Linked DNA regions of Mus musculus: region 2 is linked to region 1. Evidence: chromatin loops called from intact Hi-C (ENCODE). Cell type or tissue: heart. All regions are shown on one strand. Links, peaks and the distances in the headings refer to the core of each region. The heading gives the core; the rest is flanking DNA.

Evidence for each region. Peaks named below come from ENCODE experiments on the same cell type or tissue, not always from the same donor. Only the 100,000 strongest peaks of a DNase experiment are listed, where the experiment ranks them.
Region 2: a loop joins it to region 1, with 6 times the contacts of the local background. A loop is called at or near these places in 1 of 42 quality-filtered maps.

Annotation. Positions count from the first base shown.
Region 1 is chr7:4,736,555-4,745,239 of GRCm38, reverse strand. It overlaps Kmt5c (lysine methyltransferase 5C), which reads right to left and starts at 5,113. Exons shown (of 9, transcript NM_146177.2): 1 at 5,001-5,113; 2 at 3,259-3,460; 3 at 2,953-3,118; 4 at 2,512-2,621; 5 at 2,130-2,293; 6 at 1,974-1,993. The coding sequence starts at 3,368. Gm24537 (a small nuclear RNA gene) reads right to left here and starts at 6,408; the gene lies at 6,307-6,408. Gm42369 (a long non-coding RNA gene) reads left to right here and starts at 5,160. Exons shown (of 2, transcript XR_881802.3): 1 at 5,160-5,948; 2 at 6,038-6,250. In heart, for the core only: a CTCF peak has its summit at 5,102; DNase peaks (open chromatin) are centred at 2,729, 3,349, 3,949 and 5,269; H3K4me3 peaks cover 4,117 bases; H3K27ac peaks cover 5,125 bases.
Region 2 is chr7:4,654,550-4,663,234 of GRCm38, reverse strand. Ppp6r1 (protein phosphatase 6, regulatory subunit 1) reads left to right here and starts at 4,285. Exons shown (of 24, transcript NM_172894.2): 1 at 4,285-4,754. Hspbp1 (HSPA (heat shock 70kDa) binding protein, cytoplasmic cochaperone 1) reads left to right here. Exons shown (of 8, transcript NM_001360629.1): 8 at 2,390-2,719. The coding sequence ends at 2,464. In heart, for the core only: a CTCF peak has its summit at 4,169 (motif pointing right); DNase peaks (open chromatin) are centred at 4,144, 4,894 and 5,504; H3K4me3 peaks cover 3,352 bases; H3K27ac peaks cover 3,061 bases.

The sequences.
Region 1 (8,685 bases), core at 169-8,168:
CGAGTGCTGGGATTAAAGGCGTGCGCCACCACACCCGGCGTAGACTCCTCATTCTTATTTCTCTCCCATATCTGTAACTACCTCTGCACTCCCTATCTGGGAAGGAACATGGTCACCATCTAGCTATCTAGCCAGCCAGCCACTCAAACCTGACACCCAAAATGATCCTTGCCTGATGTCCTCCAGGCCAACTGGCCAGTGCCTGAGTGTAGCATCTCCAAGAGCCTTCTCCTCTCATCCTGCTGCTCTTCCTTGAGGTGGTCCTTCATCACCTGCCAATCTCCTCATGGCCACCCTCACTTTGTATACCTCTTCCCTTTCTACTGAGCCTCCTACACACTGCTGCCATAGCCATCTAGAAACCAAACCTCCCATTATGCTGCTAGAAGGAGAGTCGACTAAGTTTAGTGGTCAGATTGCCACCATCTTTGGTTATGGGGTGCCTCATCAGAGACCCAGCCACAGGGTGTGAAAGCTTGCCCTCCTGTGCATCTGGTTTTCTTCAGCATGTAGGAAAACTCTGCTGCTCCAGAGCCTGCTGATTCCAGACCACTGTTACCCAGTAAGCAAGCTGATGACTGACTGTGCCTGGTGCCCTCTCCTTTCTGTCCCACTCAGTGTCTACATGCAAGGCAGAGGGCCTAGTGGGGGCTGTGTGTCATTCATCCTAAGAGCCTCTGACACATGGAACAAGTCTTGTACGTTCTGAGGTACCCACCACCTGACCTCAACAGCAGTCTTAGCGGGCGTCAACAGGAGAAACCTAAGACCTGGCCATACAGCCATAACGCTTTCCAGTTCTAAGTCAGGAAGCTGAGCTTTGACCCTTACTCATGCCATGGGTGCTCCCAGAGAGGGCCAGAGGTCTGTGTCCTGACAGAACACAAATGGGGGGCTTCCAGGGGACTCCCCTTACCTTCACACACACACACACACACACACACACACATTTTTATTTTATGGTCACTGGTGTTTTGCCTGCATGTATGCTTGTGTGAGGGTATAAGAAGCCCTTGACCTAGACCTACATACAGGTGTGAAGGGCCACACGGGTCCTGGGATTGAACCCAGGTCCTCTGGAAGAGCAGCCAGTGAGTGCTGTTAACTGCTGAGCCATCTTTCTAGCCTCCTTTTTAGTTTTTTGAAGACAGGACCTTGTTACTATATAGTCTTGGGTGACCCGAAACTCACTGTGCAGACCAAGCTGGTCTCCAACTTATAGCAATTCTCCTGCCTCTGTCTCCCAAACACCTATTTCACAAGTTACAAGGTAGGGTACTCAACCAAAACTCTGTTATTGTTCTTGTTGGTCCTGTGGGTTGATCTCAGGTCACTCATATGCTAGGCAAGAGCACTACCACTAAACTACTATCTGTTTTGTTTCTGTGGTACTAACTCAGGGTCTTACACACACTAAGCAAGCACCCGGCCCTGAGCTGCATCCCTAGCCCTTTTAAAATAAAGTTTCACTCAAGTTACCAAGATTAACCTAGAACTTAGAATTTTCCTGCTTTGGTCTCCCAAGATGCATGAGAAGACAATATTATACCCACTGGACCTCCCAAACCCTCTGTAACATGTCCAGCCCAGTCACCTCCCCCTCCCTCACTTTGTCCTTCCACCCACAGTTTCTTAGCAGAGGTCCTTGGCCTCCTGGAATTTCTTGGCTTCTTCCCTGCCCCTGCCTTCAAAGCTGCCTGGTGAGATTAGCCACCTGCTAATCTGTCTCCCCATAACACCCTTGCCTCCGTTTTGGTCAGTAACCCAGGCTCTGCCACAACTGATTCCCTGTCTGATGTCCTGGAGGGCACATGCCTTCCCGTGTGCTGCCCACCCTAGGTGCTGCTACCAACTATGAGGGACTGCAAAGGATAGGAAATTGCCTTGTCAGGTGGGAGAGTCCAAAACCAGCCCTCCCTCAGTTTCCCTCAGATTCCCACATGCCTGCCCTTTTCACACTCTGAAGGTCTCACCTTGCAGTTGGGTTTGCAGTCTGCAGCCATTGGGTGAACAACAGAGAAAAGAGAAGGAGTGAGCAAGTGAGCCCAGCCTCTCCCCCGTGTCTCATGCACTCGCCTGCCCCCCCCCCCGCCCCCCAGCATCCATCCCCTCTCCAGCCTTGCCCTCACCATGGTTGATGAAGGCAGCTGGGCCAAGCCACAGCTGGGCACTCCTTTTTCGGGTGGAGTACATGATGCTGAAGTCGTTCTCACCGGCCCTAAGCAGGTCTTCATCCTCTTCACGCAGCTCTGCAATGCAGCCCACCAGCAGCTCCAGCTTCTCATTCTTCTTCCTGTCAAGAGGCTGGGCTATAGGGCTCTGAGCGATGCCTCCCAGTCTTTGCTGGGGAAGCACCCTGGGAACAGGAGCTCTGAGGCACAGGGCCAGCCACTGTATCCTCCATTCATTCTCTCTCAAATCCACTAGGTTGTCCTGTGTCACTAACCCCACTTTCCCTGGGTCCTACCTCATCCAGACGGACTGGGTCTCTGCTCCCAGCAGCCCCCTTACCAAGCACGGGTAGACACAATCTTGGCCCCATTGGTCTCCATGGAGTAGCGGGTGCAGGGCAGAATGGTGAAGCCACTCTCAGGCAGGAAGGCGCGGAGGTAGCAGAAAATCTGAGAGAAGAGTGGGGGAGGGCAGGAAGATGAGCCGGGCCAACCACAGGGGCCTCTTTCTCTTGGACCAGGTCTACTTTGTCACTGACTGTGTGGCCTGGGTCATCTCTGGGTCTAGGTGTCCTCATCTGTCAAAGGAAGAGGAGGGTGGACTCATCTCAGCTCGCCCGCCCCCAATTCTCTTCTTCTAGGCTTCTGGGCCTTCCTTGCAGGCTGTCCCCAGCAGCAAGGCAGTCTTGGGCCTGGGGGCTACTCTCCTGAGAGATCTAGAATCTGCCAGCTAGATGGAGAGAGCACTGTGCAGGGCAGGCTGGGGCATGGGCTCCCTCACGTGGGTCTTGAGAGCAGCCTCCTGCCGAGGGGCACGGCTCTGGAAGTAGTGGGCCATCCAGCCTCCTAGCGTCAGGGCCCGGAATGCAGCCTCCAGGTCCCGTTGCCTTAGGAAAGCTTCCAGTGCTGAACGAAGGTGGTGTTGTCGTCGCAAGGTGGGCACAGGACTGGGAGAAAGGGTATGCCTGGGTTCCAGGGACTTCCAGGCCTCCTGGCCCCCACCCGAAGCTTCAGGGAGACCAGGCTGAGAATTGTAAAAACATAAGAGAAAGGGTCCAGGACCCAGGACCCCCAAGTTCCCCCTCACCTGACATTCATCTTATGGGTGCGGAAGCCGAGGTAGGGGTCAAGAACAAGGCTGGTGGCCAGGTCATCATTCTCGCACAGTTCTCGGGCTGTCACTCGATCAGGCCCCATGGTGCTTTAAAAACCATGCTGCTCTGGCACAGAGCATGGATGTGCCGCTCAGGCGCTGCATGGGGTGTCTGTGGGCCCCAGAGCCTGCTTATCTGCAGGAGAGCACGGGGGTAATCAATATTGACTTCATGGGACTCTATGTAAGAATGACACCCAACAGGTACTTTCGAGTGAGGAAACCTTAAGAAAAATAGTCTCCTGTGCAGTAAGTATTTCCTCCCCTCTTGCAAAACAGATGCATGTCCCCCAATCACATACACTACCTTCCCAGGACATGGACACTTTCTCGAATGTCAGCACACACAAAGACCACTTTGCCAAGTGCACATGTAAGAGACAGGTCCCTGTGTACCCAGGCGGAAGGAAGATTAATTAACTGCCTGAGATAACTCCAAAGGCTTAGCATGGCAGGAGGGAGTTGGGATAGCTGGGCTCTCATCAAGGGAAAGGGGAAAAGGAACTCCATAGGAGCTTCTGGCCTGCCTTTGCTGACCCCCTGCTAGGCTGATTCTCCCGTCCTCAGCACCTCCCTCCAAGGTCACCCTCCTCTGGGGAGTGGTCAAAAGGTTGTGGGTGGAGCCCAGGCAGCCATTAGGGGAAGAAGGATCCAGTCCCTAATGCCTCTCCGAGGACTCCAGCAAAAGGGAAGCCCGCCAGAGGACAAAAAACAGGAAGAAGGGAGGAACAGAAAGGAGAGGAGGAACAAGTCAAAACAAAGGGTCGGAGGCAAAGAGGGGAAAAAAATAGATTCAGAAAACCAAATCAAATAAAATGGAGGGCCAGGTTACCCAGTACCCTCACTGTGGTGTGTCTGACAATTCTGCGCTTTGGGAGAGAGCAAGAAGGCAGAGTGTGGCAAGACACACTCCGCCACTCTGGGAGAAAGATCTGGAAAAAAAACGGTCTGGGTTAAATGAAGAGGGTGCTTAGAAAAAAAGCCTGGAAGCTGGGAAAAGACAAAGTGAGGTGTAGGGAGTATGATGTGAAGGGAGAGAAAGGGGAGAGAAAGATGGAGGGAAGTCAGGATTGGCGGGGGTGGGGGGAAGAAGGCACCTGAGGTTGCAAGGGAGGAGCCCACGAAATCCAAAGGGTAGATATGCCTGGGGTCCAAGGGAAGGGCTTAGCGGTTCCAAGCAGGGTTTGAGGGAATCCTGGGGGATTTGAAGTGATGGAAACCTGAAAGATCCTACGGGTTCGAGGAGGGAATTGAGGGCGCTAAGTAGCTAACTAAAGCCTGGGAAGGTTGCAGAAGGGGGCTGGGGAAACAGAGAGTCAGAGGAAGGGCCTCAGAGACCAGGATAGTGAGACAGGAGTCAGGAAGTGCCCTGAGTGTGACAGGGTAGGTAGGTTACGATGCAGGAAAAGGTGGTGGGGATGGGCCCTGGTGGGGCAAGGAGCGACTCCTAAGGTGCAAGGAAAGTCCTGAGAGTGAGAGAGGAGTCTGCATGGGCTCCAAGGGTGCAGGGAAGGGTACGAGTGAGGAGCGCGTAGATCCGCGGGGCTGGAGACTTGGACCGCAAGGTTCGAGGAAGGGCCCGGGGACAGCCGGTTCAGGGGGTGACTGGGAGGCCGGGCGGCGCGGGGCGGGGGCCAAGAGGGGGCTCAGAGGTCGGGCCCCGCGCCGCCCCTCACCCGCTTCTCCTCCTCCTTCTCCTCAGGAACCCGCGTTGCAGCCGCCACCTCCACCCACCGCCTCCTCCGGCTCTCGTCCGACACAGCCGCCGCGCCTCCCCTCGGCCGGCGTAACAAACAGCTTAACCTTCCTTTGGCCCAACCCGCCGTCACTCTTCCGTTGCTATGAAACTCGCGCTGTTCTTATTGGCTGACTCTCATTGCTCTCTTTTTCCCGCCTCTTCTGGCCCCAGTCGGTGCCCTGACAAAACCCCTCCACGCCCACTCTGTCAATAAATCCAGCGAACTACAGCCAATGGCTCGGGTCGCTGTCATTCAGGCGTTGCCATAAAAATCTGTCCCGCCTCTTCTTCTGCACTGTCCCAAATCAGTGCTTTCATTGGCTTAAAGAGCCGTCGCTCCAACAGAAACTCTGTTTGGGTCAGGTTATTCAGGTCCAAGTGAAAAGAGGGAGGGCTCTGTCAGAGACAAACTTCGTATATTATTGGTTGGCCTTGGACAGGACCACGCTTCCATTCGTTAAGGCCTCCGCCCATCACCCTAAATCCGGAGCTCTATTCTCTTTCTTTCAGCTTGAAGTGGGGCAAAATCCCTGAGCGAACCAGGAAGGAAAGAGGTGAATGCACACACGCGCCATCGCGCTCCCGGCCCCAGGAGACCATTGGTTGCCATGGCAACAAAACTTCAGTGCCAACCCTGCTTAGCAAGAAGATCTTTTCTCTTTCCCAGTATTCCTTATCTTTGGAAAATTGTACCTACAAGAACTCTGTGAAGTTTTCTTGTCCTGCCTGTGAACAGTTCAGAAAGAGACGACGCTGAGAAGTTGGGACTTAGAAGACAAGCTCTGATTCATGGGGCACTCCCCTGGGGAAACCCCTTAATTAAGATTACCCACCTCTTCAATCCTGCAAGTATAATTAGCAGGATATCATAATTACGTCCAAACAAGTAAGCTTACTTTTGTTTTTGTCTTTCCTGAGTTATCTATTTGGTGGGTTAGGATAATGCCTACAGCACAGAATGTTTTGTTACTACAGACTGAAGGAACAACCGATTGAAGTGAGATGGGACATTGAAATGGCCCAGTGTGTAAAAGCACCTGCCCACAAGTCTCATAGCCAGGATCCGCATAATGGAAAGAAAGCACCGACTCCTGAAGGTTGTCCTTGACCTCCACATTCATGCCAAGGCGCGCGCGCGCGCGCGCGCACGCACACACACACACACACACACACACACACACACACAATTGATTAAATCATAGTAGCTTCTCTTTTGAGACATGAGCTTTGACTGTCCTAGAACTCACCATGTAGATCAGGCATGAATTTGCTCGTCATCCTTGCACAGGAGCCATGCAAATCTTCACTGTATCGCTGCAATTTTAGTATATGTGCTGCTGCAACATTTTGTTTTTAAGGAGGCTGAAGTTTTGCACCGTTCTGTGATCTTGGGGTTTTGCCAACTCACAGCTTCATGGTTGCGTCTACAAAGCAAATATCATACACTGATATACTTTCAAGTGTCTGAGGTCCATGCCTCACCACCCTTCTCTCTCCTAAATTCTAAGACAGCTCCCTACCCTAAGCAGCTCTCCGGGTTAGGATGACTATATCGTCCTTGGGTGCTGTCACATTATATGAGATTTTCAAATGGCTAATAAAAATATATTTAAGGGAAAAAACCCCACTAAATAGCAAAGTGTCTTCCAGACTGTTGAAGTATATTCCAGGATGAGGGTATAGCCTGTGGGTATACAATATGCACCATGGGTGAGGCTTGTGGTTTGATTTCCATTTTGAAAGAAAAAGAGATGTGCCTAGCAAACAACTGGGTAGAGAGATTTAATACAGCAACATGGCTACTCTGGCTGGAATACATTCGTGTTTTTTGTTGTTGTTGGGTTTTTTTTTTTAAGATTTATTTATTATTATTATATCTAAGTACACTGTAGCTGTCTTCAGATGCACCAGAAGAGGGCATCAGATCTCATTACAGATGGTTGTGAGCCACCATGTGGTTGCTGGGATTTGAACTTCGGACCTTAAGAGCAGTCGGTGCTCTTAACCACTGAGCCATCTCTCCAGCCCCTACATTAGTGTTCTTAGCACACATCTTTAATCCCAAACAATGACGGTAAAGTTAGTTTGTAGAAGGAGACACGTGTGTTTGAAAGGGATGTTAACTGAGAAACAGATGAAGTGAGGAATCAGAACAAGAGTAGATAGAATAGGGATATGCCCAACTCTCTTGAGAACAGAGAGAAAACAAGAGGCTACTTAAGAGAGAGCAGGGCAGAGAGAGTGAAGGAGAGAGGGCAGTTTTACCAGGACAGTTGTATAGAAACAAGTGTGTGTGTGTGTGTGTGTGTGTGTGTGTGTGTGTGTCTGTGTCTGTGTGTGTGTGTCTGTGTGTGTGAGAGAGAGAGAAAGAGAGAGAGAGAGAGAGAGAGAGAGAGAGAGAGAACAAGCTAGACACAGGTGAAGACAGAACCATTTAGAGAGTAAGAAGGAGCCAGAAGATTAGAATAGATGGCCAAAGTTGGTATGAGGCCAAGCAGAGCAATTCAGGAGAAGCAGAGAAAAGCCAGGTTGAATCAGTCAGCGGGAAGAGGAGGTTTGAGCCAGAATAGCTGAGTTGATCAGCTAGCCAGAGTTCAGAAAGATCTGGAAAGTGTGAGTGTATTCAGCAGCAAGTCTAAGAGGCTGAAAACATTCTAGGCCTAGATTAGGTTGTATGGAAGCTAGAAGCTTCCAGGACTAGGCCTAGGCTAGCAGACGAAGGCAGTAAGCCTCCAAGTCAACAATTAGATCAGATGAATAGAAGATACTTTTACACAACTGAGACCTTGTGCCAGCAGCCAAGGGAACAGCTCAGGTATACTCCATTGAGGAGTTGGGACAGGATGTCATCTATCCAAGGCTGCTCTTTACGACCTTGAGTTTCCTAATCCTTTTCATCTATCTTCAGACTGCAGATATGACAGCCCTCATCACAACATTTTTACTTGGTGCTGTGTGTTAAACCCAGGGCTTCATCCATGCTAGGAAAAACTCTACCAACTGAATTATATCCCTGGAGCTTTTGACTGTCTTTGTTTTTGTTGTTTGCTTGTTTTGAGACGGCCTTTTGGGGCTCCTCTGTGTCCTGGAGCTCCTTCTATAGACCAGGCTGGCCTCCAATTTAGAGATTCGCCTTCCTTTGTCTCCCAAATGCTGACATTAAAGACATTTGCCACCACTGACTTTTTGTGTTTCTGAAAGGGGGTTTCTTATAGCCGGAGTGGGCCTGGAAGTCATTGTGTAGCTCAGGCTGTCCTTAAACTCAGAAGAGCCTCCTGCCTCAGACTCCTGATTTCTGAGATTACAGGCACCTGACCTCATAAGCAGAGGTAAGCTGTAACAGGTCCCCATACATTACTAGACCACAGACCTTAGCACAACTGACGCCATGACAGATGTGGTATTCTGGCCTTGAAACCCAGCTCATAGACAGCACCCTCTGCCAAAACAAGAACTGATAGCTAAAATCCATCCAAGTCCATGGTTCTGAAAGAGTCTCTAGCTGTACTAGTCTTACCCTTTGGCTTCTGCTGCTCTGCTTCTGGCTAACTGCTCTTGTTAACTGAAGTGTGTCAAGACAGGTCATGACTTTTGTGATTAAAATCTCATCCTAAGAACAGCTT
Region 2 (8,685 bases), core at 402-8,401, 82 kb after region 1:
GTACCACCAAAGTTTGTCCTTTCTCTCTCTCTCTCTTTCTTTCTTTCTTTCTTTCTTTCTTTCTTTCTTTCTTTCTTTCTTTCTTTTTCTCTTTCTTTCTTTCTTTCTTTCTATCTTTCTTTCTCTCTCTCTTTCTTTCTTTCTTTTTTTCTTTCTTTCTTCCTTAAATATTCATTTAAATGGGTGAATAAATTTCGTAGCTAAGAATGGGTAACTCAACAGATAAGTAATATGTGATCACAGTTAACTTAGCATTCATACTTACTTCCTGGACCTAGGTGGTTATTGTAAATCTTTTCCATAGTTAAAAAGATGTATATAAGTGTCTTTGTTTGTATGTGCTCTTGGGGTGGGGGTGGGGGTGCCTTTTGAAGCTAGTGAAAGGCTTTGGAGCCTCTGGAGCTGAAGTTACAGGTAATTGTGAGCTGCCTCGTGTGGGTGATGGGAGCTGAGTCAAGATTCCCAGCAAGAACAATTGCTCTTAATCACCGAGCTATCTCTCCAGGCTCTAGTATTTGCTTTTTTACATTTGTAAGGGTGTATGTGGGTATGTGTATTTATGTGTGGGAGCGTTCCTGGTGTAAGTACCACGGTGCTTGTGTGGAGGTCACAGGACGTCAAAGTCAGGTCATCAGGCTTGGCAGAAGGCTCGTTACCTGCTGAGCCATCTCGTCAGCTCTGCTCATCGGTTTTGTGAAGCACCCCCTGCTTCAACGCTGAGGGTTTTAGCAAAGCTATGCATAGCAAATGTGCGTCAGCGATGCTCTGTTGCATCTGTGTCTCTGTGGACACACCTGATGTTTACAGAGGGACAGCAGTAACTAGGAGAGGCAGGACACCTGCTAGCAGCTGTCGATCCTGACCTCATCATCCCAGGAACTTGTGACCTTAATATCTGTCCCCATAGAGCACTGGATGCTGCAGACCAGCCTGGCCTGGTTTCAGGCAGACAATGTGGGGGCCTCCATGCTGCATTTGTATTTATCTCCCAGGAGACCCTGAGCAGAATTGGAAATTCCAAGTCCAGCCTTGCTCCACCCTTAGAGGTGCCCACCATCTACAGGCAAACAAACCAAGCTTTATATTAAAAATTTTTTTTTCTCAAAAATAAAGACAAGGTTGGGTATTTTTTTTTCTCTCAAAAATAAAGACAAGGTAGCAGGGAGGCAAAGGCAGGCAGATATCTGTTGTTGGAGGCCAGCCTGGTCCCTGTGTGTAGCATTGCAGGCCTGGTGCTGGGGTTAAAGCTGGCCACCCCTGTGCCCAGCAGGACAGTTTTCTCTTTACTCACTCCTAGTGACAACTTTTTTCTTCCATCACAGCTCTACTGTGTAGAGTAGGGATGGCCTTTTTGACCTCATTGACTTAACTACCTCTTCTTAATGTTTTAGTTACATTTTCACTGTGTTAGCTTAAAGTGGTCTCAGACTTGAAATCCTGTTGTAGGAAGTATAGTTTGTCTCCAGTCTCTCACGACTACAGACACTGCTATAGGAACAAGTGTTTGAGGCAGGGGACACGGGTCAGTTGGCAAAGTGCTTGCAGTGCAAGCAGAAGGAGCTGAGTTCACAGCGCAGGAAGCAGGGACAGAGGATCCCTTGGGGCTCATGTGTAGCCAGTCCAGTAGAGTCAGTGAATTCCATGTTGAGTGAGAAAGAAAGTGTGACTGGGAAAATGAGATGGAGGCTCGCACACAGCGTCAGTCCTAGCACTGGGGAAGAAGCAGGTGGAGCTCTGTGAGTTGGAGGCCAGCTTGATCTACAGAGTGAGTTCCAGGACAGCCAGGCTGCATCGTGAGGAAAGGGAAAGAGATGGAAAACAGTTGAGGAAGATAATCGTTAAACTCTGGTGTCCACACCCATGTGCACACGGATGCACTCATACCCAAACACATATGCGTGCACGTGCACACACACACACACACACACACACACACAAGGTGGATGGCTTCTGGGGCCCTCTTGTCTTCACACACACACGCACACACACACGCACACACACCCTTCTCCATACCCATAAAAATGGAACTTAAAAAAAAAAATCTAATTACTGGGGGTGGGGGCTCATGTGTGCCATGGTGCCCAGGTGGAGGTCACAGGAAAATGTGTAGGAGTCAGTTCTTCCCTTCAATCAGTGGGTTGTGGGGATTGAACTTAGGGGGCTGATGTGAAGACTGACCAGTCTGGGAGGCCGCAAGACTCTATGTGTGGAGTTCAGAAACCCATGAGCAGGGCAAGTGATCATGATTGGCGCAGTGGTCCTTGGGAAAGGCTGGGCGTCCGGAGTGGGAAGGTGGCAGGTAGTTTAGAAATACAGGAGAGTGTTCTGCCTGCTGAATGTATGGCAGGCAGGTCTGCCCGCGCTCAGGACTCCTCTCACCCTGATCCAGGAGGAGCTGGAGTTCTGTGAAAAGCTGTTACAGACCTGTTTCTCTAGCCCTACCGACGACAGCATGGATCGCTGAGACCAGGTGGCTCCTTGCTTTCTCTCCGTGGGAACCCCAGGCCTCCTGCCTCCCTCCTTCCCAGGCACTCTCTCTTAAGGGATTGCCAGGCCTTGTTTGGGCCTGGGCCTGGGCCTGCCAGCCCATCTCTGGGTAGCCCCCTGGAGGGGTTGCTGAGAAAGGTGCTGGCCCCTTGATCCCCTCCCTTGCTTTCTGTCATCCTTTCTTCTCATGTCCACACTGCTCTTCAAATAAAAACATTTCTCCTGCTCCCTTATGCTGTCTTGCATTGTTTTTTGGAAGGTTCTTATGGAAGGAAGGAGGGGCTGAGCTTAGAGGATTTGGGGAGATGGTCACTAAAGGTATAATAAGTGTTGCTCTTACCTCAGAGCTGCTGTCTTTTCTTGCTGTGTTGTGCTGGGACCATCTGTTCTTTAACACACACACACACACACACACACACGTACTTTTAAAAACATATTTGAGTGTATAAAGAGGGGCATGGCCTGTGAATGGAGGTTAGAGGACAGTGTGGGGCATTGATTCTCCCTTTCTCCCATGTGGGTATTGGGATCGAATTTTAAGTTGAGCCAGGTTATGGGCTTGCACAGCAGCCACCTTTGCCCATGAAGCCAGCTCGACATCCTTGAAGTTTTGTGTGAAAGTTAATCTTCATTGCCAAGTTGGCAGGATTTAGAATCACCATGGAAACACATCTCCAGTGTGTGTATGAGTTTCCAGAAAGGTCTAACTGGGGAGAGAAGACCCATCCTGGAATTGGGGGTGGGGTGGGGGGGGGGGGCAGGCTGAACTTAAAGGAGACAGGGAGCAGAGCTAGTGTTCACTTTTAATATGAAGGTGCTCTCTTACACAGAACTCAGTTGATACAAGATCGAACAAAAATTAAAAGCAGCACAGCCCAGGAGAGACAAGACGAAAAAAATTACTGACAGGTGTTAATCTGTGCAAGTCCATTAAAGCCATTTGAGAAGGGGTGGAGAAAAATATCTACATCCCTTGAAAGTCAAAATAATGACTGACGTGAAATGTCCCCGAAATATAAAGTCCTAATCTGCTGTTTTAAAAAAGGAAAACTAATGTTTCTTACATGCATTTATCTAGTCCTTACAGCTGACCTCTAAAACGGGCACGAAGGAGCAGGGGATGAAAGTTGGGGTAAACCGAGGCTCAGCGCTAGAAAAGGCCCTTTAGTGACTGAATCCCGGCGTTAAGGGGTTCCTCCCGGTTGTTACAAGAGGAGGCTTTGTGCAGCAACTGGCAACAGTAGACGCGGCTTGGGCAAATGCCTGAGTAGGAGGTCAGCCAGAAAACCTCGGCAGACGCTTAGGCATCCGGGACGAACCCGACTGAACAAAAGCAACCAGCTTCGCGTGAGGACGAAAAGTTGGAATGGATTTCTTAGGAGTTGACTCGAGTCAAAGAAATATGGTTGAAGGAGTCGGAATAACAATCGGATTTCCGAAGGTAGCTTTCAGGGCGAAAGATCCTAGAACCGAATATTCAGCGGATTTTGGAATGTAGTCACAGAAAACGGGGTTCTGGCTGCAGCAGCGCCTGCGCACTGGGCCCTCTAGGTTTATTCAGGGAGAGAACATTGGCAACCGTGGGCACGGACAGCCGCGGAGTTCCGGAGTGGGCGGGTTCTGGGCGCCAGCGCTCACCGCGCACGCGCCTCGCCAGGCCGACCTAGCGGCCTCTCGCGCACCTGCGCACGGAGAGCGACCACGAGAGGGCGGAGCCTGTCTTCTTGCGTCCTCCCGCGCTCGGGGCATTGTGGGACAGTGGCGGAGGTAGCCCTGCGTCGGAGGCCTTAAGGTGGACGGCTGGGGCCGGGGAGACCCAGCCGCTTCGGGTGACAGTAAAGCCGAGGGGACGGGCGTCGGCTCTCGGTGCAATTCTGCACCCGTCGGGCTGCGGAGGCTTCTTTTTCCTGTCCCGCGGGTGCCGGCGTGTCAGTGTGTAACCCGCGGCGACTTCCCCCGTCGCCCTGCTTCGGAGGCGCCTGCGCGGGCCTCGCGTCGGCCACGGAGCTCTGCGGTGGAACGAGTGCGCCTACTTTTTCGCGACGACCCGAACTCGTCGAAGCTCGGTGGTGAGGCAGGGGATTCCCTGTGACTGGAGGGCGCTTGCGCGGGTTCGCGAGCTCCGGCCCGGGCGCCTGCGCGAGCCCACCGGCGCCGCCCCCGCCCCTCTTAGCCGGCCCCTCGACAGGGCCGGAGCCGCCGGCGGCGGGGCGGCAGGGGCGCCCCGATGAGCCCCGAGTGCGAGGAGCCGCCGCCCCCCCGCGCAGGTGAGCCCCGCAGCTGCCTTCCCGGGCGTGCGCCTTCTAATCCGGAGTCTTTTCCTCAAATCTCCCTGAGCGCCCCTGAGTCTCTTAGTATCCTCCCTTTCACTCCCTAAGTCTTTTAGCCACTTGCCAGTATCATCAAGTCTATTTCCTGTCGCCGGGCCTGTGTCTACTTCGCTGTCATTCCCAGCCCGTCTTCCTCGTCTATTGGGGACCCTCTCTAAGTCTCTTAGACTCTTCTCCCCGCAGCCCCCAGCCCCCATCTCTTCCCACTGGGATCTACATCACCTCCACCTATCATTCTGACTCAGCTCTCTTGGGATTTGGGCCCACTCCCCTGTCCCCCCTGTCGTAGTCTTCCTCCTCTAGGGTGCCTTTCTCTTTCCTTCCTCTTGCCTGCTCTTTTGTGCTCACCTCTGTGTCTACCTACTCTTTTCACTCTCACCAGCCTTCGTGGACTCTTGACCTTTTTGTTTCTCACCCTCTGCTCAGGAAGGCAAGGTTAAACAGGTCTTTTCCTTCGCCTTGGCTGTGGCTGTCCTGTCCCTGTTTGTCCCTAGTTTCCTGTGGTGAGGAGGCACTTTGGAACCACTGTTTGGTGCGCTACTGGGTATTCTGTGAGATGAGGCCCATTGAGGGCAGAACTTGGTTGCTGGGTCCAGGAGGGAGTGGTCAGTGGAAGTCCCTGGTACTTTTATCTACTCAGGGAGCCAAAGGCAGAGCTGGACAGTCACAATTACTGTGTGTTGTGATGGTGGTAACCCAGGGTGCTGTGGCAGCAGGCCGCAGAGTGGGAGAGACTGGTGAGACCGGCCGGATGGGTGACTTTTCTGTCGAGGAAGGCTGAGTGGGAGTTAACAGATGGAGAGTGGGAAGAAGAGCTTTCCAGGTGGAAGAAACACCGCGTGCAAATATGTGAAGGTGGGAACACTGAGGGAGCCAGGATGGAGTGGGTTGAAGTGTTAAGAGGGCAAGGGTGGAATGGCTTGGCTGGAGCTGCTGTCCAGGGCCTTAAGTGACCTGGTTGGTAGTCCTTTTCCCCCCTCCCTTCGGTGGTGGTACTAGGGCTCAACTCCCAGTTTTCCTGCCACGGAGCAAGCATTCTACCACCGACTGAGCTACACATAGCCTGAGCCTCTCCTATTGCTTTTAAACTATGAGGCAGTATCTTGCAAATTTTTTTAGGCTTGCTTTGAACTCTGAAGAGCTGGTGGGCTATTGACGCACAATCGTCTAATCTCAGTTTTCTAAGTACCTGGGATTAATGTTTATGTTGCCAGTCCAAGGGAGTTATGGTCTTGACCACTCCTTATATACTGAGGCAATTGTACTGAGGATGTATTACCTGGAGGCAAGATGTTTCTGGAAAGGAAGCTGCACTGTATGACAAATGTGGTACTGGGTTGAGGGTTGTAAAACTGCCACAGAGTTGCTTCCATCTTAAAGGAGAAGTTCTGTCAGACTCAAGGCCAGTGTTGCAGGGACTGGATTGCTTCAACAACACAGTATGAGTTGTTTCTATGTGCATTCTGCACAGCTAATGTGGACAGTTCACACGAGAGCACTTGCTGTGTTCTGCCACATGCACTTGGAGTTATCTTGTGCTCTTTGAAATGTTTCTCCTGTGGGTTTTTTGTTATTTATTTTCCTGGTAACCTTTGCCTAATGCAAATCATTTTGCCCAAATTCAGTGACTCTACTCTAGTTTTAGGGTTGGTATAATGAGGAATTACCTAGAGCAAGAGTTTTTGTGAGTTAGACTTAGTTTGAGTCCTGGTGCTTGCCTTTCCTAGTGGTGAGTCCTTGGAAAAGTTAGGCAAGTGTTCAGTACCTGTTTCTCCTCTATAAGTGGGCTAATAGGAGGGCTGTCTGTGTAAAGTGGTTCAGGATATTGAGTGCAATGTTTGTAGATGCCTATCAGAATGCAAGGCACACAGCAAGTATATCGAATCAGTATCTCTTAGGATTATCATCTGATTTTTGATAATATATCCCAGTAGTTCTCATTGGGTATGATATGTCCTCTCGGAGACATTTGGCAATGCTTGGAGACCCTATGGTTGTCAAAACTGTAGGAGTAGAGAAAGTAAGCTTCCCACGTTTAGTGTATATATCCCACCCAGGGATGCTATTGATTGTCTTCTAATGCACAGAGCAGCCACTCACCACAAATAGCTATGTAGTCTCAGCTTCTATTGATGCCAGTAGAGAAACACTGCTACTCTGCTATTTTGCTTAAGTATCTTATGTGCTTTGAGCTTCTGTGTGGTGTAGGAGCTGTTGTGTTTTTTCCTTTACATGCATCCTCTTTGGTTGTTTGCTTTTGTTGGGTCATGTGGCATCTTTTTTTTTTTTTTTTTTCCATTGAAGGAAAACAGTCTTGTCTCCCCGCCCCTCTTTTCTACTTTGGGATCTCTGGCCAAGTGACCTTCAGAGATCACTTTCTCTTCTCTGGCTTCTGTTTCCATTAATCCAACAAGTACTTTTACTTTTATTTTGAACTGGAGTCTCATCTGTTTCAAACCATCTGGCCTCAAACTCACTTTGTAGCCAAGGATGACTTTAACTTCTGATCCTCCTGCCTCTACTTCCCAAGTGTTAGGATGGCAGTGCTGGTTCACTGTTGGGATTTGAGCTGAGGGGTTTTGTGCATTCCAGACAAACACCTGACAAATAAACTACATCCCAAGCCCCCCAAAACACTTGGTTTTGGATCTGGCAGTATGTTAGATCTTAGGTGGCATCTCTAGAAAGTTGCAGATGCCTGCACGGGCCTACCTTTTCCTCACAGCTGAGGCTTGTGTGTTCTCATAGAGCTTTGGAAGGAGGCTTGCCAGAGAACGCTTCTGGAAGGAAGTGGTGTCAGAGTAGAGGTCTGACAGTCTCAGGAGGAGGTAGTCAGACTCAGAGCTTGTAGGGCAGGTAGAAGGCACAGCCCCCATCCTGAGCGTAGTCAGTTGAGGTTCAACTGTTGAATTCTTCTGCCATTAAACTTGCTGCAAAAGACAGGTAAGCGGTCTAGCTGCTATGGTAAGAGTTATTGCCCAGTACTGGCTTAGTGGGGATACATCCATACCAGACCATGGTTTTCCCTTTGCACATCAGTTTTATGAATTCTCCAGAAGGGCTGCATTACAGAGATTTCTCAGATGAGGACACTGAGGCTCAATGCAATTAGAGAGATTTGGAGAGAGAAAATTCCAACCCTGGTCAGGAACAGTGGTATATGCCTATAATAAATAGGCAGAAGGAATACTTGAGCTCTGGAGTTTGAGGCTGTCTGGACACACACATAGAGATTTAAACTTAGGTCTTTGGACATTTAGTTTACTTTAGTCTTAAGATAGGATCTTGCTTTATAGCCCCGACTAGATCAACTATCTAAGTTCTGGCCCATTAATCCAGGTTTCCTTTCTGTTCTTCTAGGGGCTATTTCACATTTGTTCAGTAAGCTGTTCCTTTTTCCTTTTAAATTTGTGGCCACTCCAGGAGATGATGAGTACTGAGTATAAACCGTCATGTTTTCACGTTTCATGTTCATGGCCAAGTGTCCTTAGGCTGTTTTCTGATTATTCTTCCTTTGGGGTTGGGCCAGAGTTTCTATTTCCCTTAGAATGGTCCTAGGATCTGAGGGGGTTGGCTACCCCCCCCCCCCCCCCCCCGTTATCTCACTCAGGCCTTTCCTAAGCCATGGGAAAGTCCCAGCTCATTTTTCCATGTGACCAGGTCCTTCTAGCAATGGTTCCTTCTCCAAATGGTTGTCCCCCTGTGCTTGCTTTGCCAGGGTGGTGGTGGCTCTGAAGGCCACACTGCGTGTCCTGCTCAAGATGGTTAGGTTGCTGCTACTGTCTCTTTATCCCTGGTATTAAGTGTCCCAAACCCCTTTTCCAGATTTGGCCAGGAGTTGGCTGTGGCATTAAAAAACAGAGGCATG